Regions from separate parts of the Homo sapiens genome. Here region 1 is linked to region 2. A link is an interaction called in ENCODE POLR2A ChIA-PET data of the cell type or tissue named here. Cell type or tissue: OCI-LY7. All regions are shown on one strand. Region 1 overlaps ANXA2R-OT1 (ANXA2R overlapping transcript 1). Region 2 overlaps NIM1K (NIM1 serine/threonine protein kinase).

Region 1 (4,000 bases), 160 kb after region 2:
ATTTTTAAAATGTTAATTTTTTCCAAATTCCATCCTGCCACCTTTCTTTTCTTTTCTTTCTTTCTCTCTCTTTCTTTTTCCTTCCTTCCTTCCTTCCTTCCTTCCTTCCTTCCTTCCTTCCTTCCTTCCTTCCTTCCTTCCTTCCTTCCTTCCTTCCTTCCTTCCTTCCTTCCTTCCTTCCTTCCTTCCTTCCTTCCTTCCTTCCTTCCTTCCTTCCTTCCTTCCTTTCTTTTCGACGGAGTTTTACTCCTGTTGTCCAGGCTGGAGTACAATGGCGAGATCTCGGCTCACTGCAACCTCCGCCCCACCCCCTCCCCGGGTTCAAGCAATTCTCCTGCCTGGGACTACAGACGCGGGCCACCATGCCCGGCTAATTTTGTATTTTTAGTAGAGACGGGGTTTCTCCATGTTGGTCAGGCTGGTCTCGAACTCCTGACCTGAGGCGATCGGCCCGCCTCGGCCTCCCAAAGTGCTGGGATTACAGGCGTGAACCACCGCGCCCAGCCCATCCTGCCTTTTTTTTTTTTTTTTTTTTTTTTTTTGAGCCAGAGTCTCGCTGTTTCCCAGGCTGGAGTGCAGTGGCGCGATCTCCGCTCACTGCAAGCTCCGCCTCCCGTGTTCACGCCAATCTCCTGCCTCAGCCTCCCGAGTAGCTGGGACTACAGGTGCCCGCCAACACGCCCGGCTAATTTTTTTTTTTTTTTTTTTTTTTGTATTTTTAGTAGAGACAGGGTTTCACCGTGTTAGCCAGGATGGTCTCGATCTCCTGACCTCGTGATCCGTCTGCCTCAGCCTCCCAAAGTGCTGGGATTATAGGCATGAGCCACCGTGCCCGGCCCCATCCTGCCTTCTAAAACCATCTCGTCATATTCTCAAATCTTTCTGACCCTGTATGCTATATTTTCTGATATCCTTTTAAATTTTCTTACCTTTTCCTGTTATTTCCTTTTTATGCAATTCTTCTTTATAGAATTGTAGAGTTTAGCAGTTTTCTCATTTTGCTTTTGTTGCACCTGATTTTTAAATTTTCCTTTCCTTTAAGATTGATTTATTTCCAGCAATCGGATTCCATGGTGCCCTCAAAGCCCTCATCTCTATGGCTAACATAGGAGATGAAAGCTCAGTTCCCACAATACCCAAACACCAGCCACTAGAAGAATCAATGAAGAGAGGGAGAGAAAGAAAAGCAGAGTGTTAGACTTCAGAATAAGAAGTGAGAATGGTCACATGGGAAGCCTGCTTCATATCCAAATCCTAAAAACACTTTCCAATTCCACTTTGACAATTTATTGCCATTTTCTTATACTGATAATTGGTATTTAATTAATCTAACAAGAAGTACAAGGCAAAGACAGTTTTATTCCCACGTTCCATTCAGATTATAGCACCTAAGCTCCTTTATATTCAAATTCAGAACTGTCACTGTGTGAAAAAAAAAAAAAAAAAGTCTTCATAGCTAGACCAAATTAATGCCAACACCAAGTTTCTGGGTTTTAGTTTCTGACATCTAAGGTGACAGAAAAGTTTCAAAGTCCAAAGGGTGATTGCTACTGCATGTTTTTTTTATCACTTTCTGAAGACAACCATTTTTCTGTGCCTGACACACTGCATGTTGAAGCTATGAGGATGCATAAATCTTTTTCCTGGGATACCTGCAGCTTGAAGGAGTGAGTCTCAGATGCTGCAGGCCCGGAGCTGGGTAGAGATTGTGAGAGAATAGCCTCCTTGGGCCAAGTATGCACCGGTGATGTACTTGAGCCTTCAGTGTTGCTAGATCTTGAAGTTTTGCTGAATATTTGGTTTTGCTGGATCCAATCCATGTGGATTTTTGAGGTGGGCGGGCCCCACATTGGCAGAATTATGCAACTGCCTGAGAATGCCTGACCTGGAGCTGATGCCCTGAAATGCCATGGTTGTCAATTCAAAAGGCACAGGGCTGGGGGTCTTCCTCATGGCTCCCTAAATTTAATTTCCACCTCCACCCTGTAAACGTAAACTTCAGACCATTGAAGGAATATTTATTGATGGTTGTTCTCTGCTCTCAGCAGGGAGGCCAAGCTCAGTTTCAAGAGAATCCCAGGACAGTGGAGCACTGTCCCTTCCCACCCTGGTGATATCCATAGCTATTCAAAGGCTCCCTGGAGTTCAGCCTCCAGCTCTGATCTGGGTCCCAGTCCCTTTCATGCCCCTGCCCACCTGTATGTGTTTCCAATCCTGACTCCACCAACCTCAAATCTATTTCACAAGTGGAGAATACAGAAGAATGCTTTAATCCTCATGTACAAAGAACTATGAATTCTAAGAAGATCTAAAAGTAGAGTTCCTTAGCACATTGTTGATTATGCAGATAGAATTTTTCCAATTGAAAAACCTTGAAGGCGTTCAGAAGATGAAGAACAAAATATGGAAGGATGTCTACTGCAGAGACTTCCAGCTCAAGGCAGGGCACAGTCCTATGAAGGTTCCCCAAGAACAGCATGAGTGCTCCCACTGAGGTGCATGGGCTTCTTCTAGGGCATTGTTATAAAGGAGTGGTGCCATGAACCATGACCAAGACCGGGGTTCCTTTCTTTTCTGGGTTCCAGTCTGTCCTAAGCCTTAGTTTTCAGCAATTTCTTGTGGGCAGCCTGGGCTCTGCTCTAGGCATCTATCTGTCCAGCTTCACAGGTTGGCATGTCCTGGCTGGGTCATGGCCCATTGTGTTGTGTTGTCTATAGGATGCACTTATTTTTCTTTTTACTTTTTTTTTTGTTTATAGGCTATTTATTGAGAAGTTGTTTTCTAAAATGCTACTTTCTTTTTAAAATTTTTTTATTATACTTTTAAGTTCGAGTGTACATGTGCACAATGTGCAGGTTTGTTACATACATATACATGTGCCAAGTTGGTGTGCTGCACCCATTAACTCATCATTTACATTAGATATTCCTCCCAATGTTATCCCTCCTCCCTCCCCCCACCCCATGACAGGCCTGGGTGTGTGATATTCCCTACCCTGTGTCCAAGTGTTCTCATTGTTCAATTCCCACCTATGAGTGAGAGCGTGTAGTGTTTGGTTTTCTGTCCTTGTGGTAGTTTGCTCAGAATGATGGTTTCCAGTTTCATCCATGTCCCTGCAAAGGACATGAACTCATCCTTTTTTATGGCTGCATAGTATTCCATGGTGTATATGTGCCACATTTCCTTAATCCAGTCTATCATTGATGGACATTTGGGTTGGTTACAAGTCTTTGCTATTGTAAATAGTGCTGCAGTAAACATACATGTGCATGTGTCTTTATAGTAACATGATTTATAATCCTTTGGGTATATACCCCGTAATGGGATGGCTGGATCAAATGGTATTTCTAGTTCCAGATCCTTGAGGAATCACCACACTGTCTTCCGCAATGGTTGAACCAATTCACACTCCCATCAACAGTGTAAGAGTGTTCCTGTTTCTCCACATCCTCTCCAGCATCTGTTGTTTCATGACTTTTTAATGATCGTCATTCTAACTGGTGTGAGATGGTATCTCATTGTGGTTTTGATTTGCATTTCTCTGATGACCAGTGATGATGAGCATTTCTTCATGTGTCTGTTGGCTGCATAAATGTCTTCTTTTGAGAAGTGTCTGTTCATATCCTTTGCCCACTTTGTGATGGGGTTGTTTGATTTTTTCTTGTAAACTTGTTTAAGTTCTTTGTAGATTCTGGATATTAGCCCTTTGTCAGATGGGTAGATTGCAAAAATTTTCTCCCATTCTGTAGGTTGCCTCTTCACTCTGATGGTGGTTTCTTTTGCTGTGCAGAAGCTCTTTAGTTTAATTAGATCCCATTTGTCAATTTTGGCTTTTGTTGCCATTGCTTTTGGTGTTTTAGTCATGAAGTCATTGCCCATGCTTGTGTCCTGAATGGTATTGCCTAGGTTTTCTTCTAGGGTTTTTATGGTTTTTAGGTCTAATATTTAAGTCTTTAATCCATCTTGAATTAATTTTTGTATAAGGTGTAAGGAAAGGATC
Region 2 (4,000 bases):
CCTTAATAATTATGTCAATAACAGTTAGCTCTTATATAACACATTTTATGTGGTAGGCATTATTCTAGATACTGTATGTGTATTAACTATTTAATCCTTACAAGAATTTTAGAAGGTAGGTGCTAATATATCAGGTTTACAGAACAGGGAGCTTTAGTCAGCACAAGGAGATGCTATCAGGTGACTCTCCCCAGCTGGGATTCAAGCCCAGGCAGGGAGGCCCCAGCCTCAGGGTTCTTAAGCACCACTGTGTGCTATATAGTTATTTCCTGAATGTTTTTATAACAACCTAACTTTTTTTTTTTTTTTTTTTTTTGAGATGGAGTCTCGCTCTGTTGCCACGGCTGGAGTGCAGTGGCACGATCTCGGTTCACTGCAACCTCTGCCTCCCAAGTTCAAGCGATTCTCCTGCCTCAGCCTCCGGAGTAGCTGGGATTACAGGCATGCACCACCACGCCAGGCTAATTTTTGTATTTTTAGTAGAGATGGGGTTTCGCCGTGTTGGTCAGGCTGGTCTCAAACTCCTGACCTCGTGATCTGCCCACCTCGGCCTCCGAAAGTTCTGGGATTACAGGCGTGAGCCACTGTGCCCAGCACAATCTAACATTTTTTTAATGTCCAGGATTTAATACTTGGTATAAGGTAAGCTGAACACTTTGATATATGCTGTCTCTAGCCTGCTACAAAGCAGGCTTTCTTTTTTCTTTTTTCTTTTTTTTTTAAGGGACAGGCTCACTCTGTCGCCCAGGTTGGAGTACAGTAGCAAGATCATAGTTCACTGCAGCCTCGAACTCCTGGGCTAAAGTGATCCTTCAGTCTCAGCCTCCCAAGTAGCTGGGACTAAAGGCATTCACCACCATGCTCGGCTAGTTTTTTTTCTTCATTTTTTGTATAGATGGGGTCCCTCTGTGTTGCCCAGTATTGACTTTGACTCTTGGGCTTAAGCAATCCTCCCACTGCGGCCTCCCAAAGTGCTAAGATTACAGGTGTGAGCCACCACACCTGGCCCAAAGTAGGCTTTTGATAAATGTTTCAGGGGTGAATGAATGAGTAAATAAATGTGGAATACCACAGGTTTTCTCTCAGTTGCCTTAGTCTATCACTAATAGTTTTCTTCTCTCTCTTCTCACTGCCCACCCAGCAACCCACCAATTTGATTATTATAAATTCATCCTGTCTTTCCTCTGCTCTGTCCTAAACCATAAGATCGTATTTCTCACCCTTCAGTGATTGGACATCCTGCTCAGAATTCACAAAGGGAGCTGACAATCCCCTGGGGAATGTGGGACATAAGGCAAGGCCAGAACTTTTTCACAAACAAAATAGATGGCCTCAGGACCTCAGAAGCAGCACCAGTATAGAGCCATAATAGACACTGAGTGAGCCAGAGGTAGTGTCTGTCCACTTGGAAAGCAAAGGGACTGAAACTCTCATGCCTCCTCCTCCAAGATCTGCACTAACCACAGAATGCTTCATCCGTTTATTCAACATTTACTGAGCATCTACTACATGCTAAGCACTGTGCTGGGCATAAAATGCATAAGACATAGTTCCTGTCCTCAAGGAGCTACTTGTATCGGTTAAGATTAGCCTAAAGCTGCCTGCTTAAATATTCTAAGTTCAGCCTAATGGTTTCTCTGTAATAGTGAACTGTAACCTAACTAAATGCATAAATAGATCAACCTACCCTTGTGCCAGTCATCAAGTTTCAACCAATCAAAGGCAGCCAACTGTTCAAACTGTGTTCAAACAGGGCAAACGCTGTATAACCAATCCGGCTGTTTCTGTACCTCACTTCCGTTTTCTGTGCATCACTTTCCTTTTTCTATTCATAAATCTTCTTTGATCACACAGCTGCCCTGGAGCCTCTCTGAACCTGTTCTTATTCGGGGGCTGCCCAATTGGAGAATTGGTCTTTGCTCAATTAAACTCTTTAAATTTAATTCATCTAAGGTTTTTCTTTTCTTTTCTATCTTTTTCCTTTTCTTTTTTTTTTTTTTTTTTTTTGAGACAGTCTCACTCATCACCCAGGCTGGAGTGCAGTGGCGCAGTCTTGGCTTACTGCAACCTCTGCCTCCCAGGTTCAAGCAATTCTCATGCCTCAGCCTCCTGAGTAGTTGGAATTACAGGTATGCACTACCACACCCAGCTCAGGTTTCATTATGTTGGCCAAGCTGGTCTCGAACTCCTGACGTCAAGTGATCGGCCCACCACAGCCTCCGAAAGTGCTGGGATTACAGGCATGAGCCACAGCACCCAGCCTAAGGTTTTTCTTTTGACAAATCAGAAAGGCACTCTTCTCTCTGCCCCATCAACACCACAACTCACTTAACAGTATTCTCTTAATCTCTTATTTATCTCCACACCTTATTGGGACTCGCTGTGAGTTCATTTATTAATGTCTATATGGAGATCATCATTCATTCATTTGTGTATCAAGAGAGCACCAATATGTGGCAGACACTGTTCCAGGAGAGGGGATGTCATGAGGGCAGAGCAGAGGGCATCTCTGCACTCTCGGGACTTATCATGACCGCCCTATGCTTACTGCCTTCTTCTCTCATGTCCCCCCTATGCTTACTACCTTCTTCTCTCGGCTTCTTCAAAGCACTTAACATTATATAAAGTAATCATTATAACTATGTGTCATATTTTTAACATATACAGATGTAATACACATAACAATAATGGCATAACAAAGGAAAAGAGGAAATGGAGCTGCAAAGGAATAAAGTTTCTGGATCCCACTGAAATGAAGTTAGTATAAATCTAAACTAGGTTTTGATTAAGTTAAAATTTATATTGTATGCCTTAGAGCAAATGTTAAGAAAATAAAAATATATAACTACAAAATAATTAAAGAGAGCCACCGTGGGCCAGGCGCAGTAGCTCACGCCTGTAATCCCAGCACTTTGGAAGGCCAAGGCGGGCGGATCACCTGAGGTCAGGAGTTTGCGATCAGCCTGGCCAATGAAACTCTGTCTCTATTAAATATACAAAAATTAGCCAGTCGTGGTGGTGCCCACCTGTAATCTCAGCTACTCGGGATGCTAAGGCAGGAGAATCGCTTGAACCTGGGAGGTGAAGGTTGCAGTGTGCTGAGATGGTGCCACCGCACTATAGCCTGGGTGAGACTCCATCTCCAAAAAAAAAAAAAAAAAGAGATACCCACATGCAGAAGAATAAAGTTAGACCTTTACCTTAGACCATAAACAAAATTTAATTCAAGATGCATTAAAGACCTAAATGTAAGAGCTAAAGATATAAAACTCTTGGATGAAAACATAGGCATAAATCTGCACAACCTTGGATTAGGCAATTGTTTCTTAGATATGAAACCAAAAATACAAAAATATAAGCAATAAAAGAAAAAATACATAAACTGGGCATTATCAAAATTTAAAAATCGTATGCATCAAAGGACACAATTGGCTGGGCACGGTGGCTCACGCCTGTAATCCCAACACTTTGGGAGGCCGAGGTGGGCGGATCACGAGGTCAGGAGTTCAAGACCAGCCTGGCCAACATAGTGAAACCCTGTCTCTATTAAAAATAGAAAAATTAGCCGGGTTTGGTAGCACACGCCTGTAGTCCCAGCTACTCACTCGGGCGGCTGAGGCAGGAGAATCGCTTGAACCCAGGGGGCGGAGGTTGCAGTGAGCTAAGACTGCACCATTGCACTCCAGCCTGTGGGCGACAGAGCCAGACTCCATCTCAAAAAAAAAAGACACAATCAAGAAAGTGTAAAGATAATTCACAGAACAGGAAACGTTTTTGCAAATTGTGTGTCTAATAAGGTACTTGTATTTGTATATGGAATCTGTAAGTAACACAACTCAATAATTGTTTTAATATCACCTGATATCATTTGGATATTTGTCCCCTCCAAATCTCATGTTGAAATTTGATCCCCAGGACAGGTATGGTGGCTCACATCAGCAATCCCAGCACTTTGGGAGGCTGAGGTGGGAGGATCACTTGAGCCCAGGAGTTTGAGACC

Evidence for each region. ChIA-PET counts read pairs that join two places held together with the same protein. Peaks named below come from ENCODE experiments on the same cell type or tissue, not always from the same donor. Only the 100,000 strongest peaks of a DNase experiment are listed, where the experiment ranks them.
Region 1: POLR2A ChIA-PET joins it to region 2 with 6 read pairs; 4 of 35 experiments call an interaction of 5 or more read pairs at or near these places.

What each region holds. Positions count from the first base shown.
Region 1 is chr5:43,059,388-43,063,387 of GRCh38, reverse strand. All of the region lies in intron 2 of ANXA2R-OT1 (ANXA2R overlapping transcript 1), which reads left to right. Among named protein-coding and RNA genes, the nearest start is that of ANXA2R-OT1, 6.1 kb to the left of the region's middle. In OCI-LY7, no CTCF peak of the experiment used is centred here; no DNase peak of the experiment used is centred here.
Region 2 is chr5:43,219,455-43,223,454 of GRCh38, reverse strand. All of the region lies in intron 1 of NIM1K (NIM1 serine/threonine protein kinase), which reads right to left. Among named protein-coding and RNA genes, the nearest start is that of NIM1K, 29 kb to the right of the region's middle. In OCI-LY7, no CTCF peak of the experiment used is centred here; a DNase peak (open chromatin) is centred at 1,734.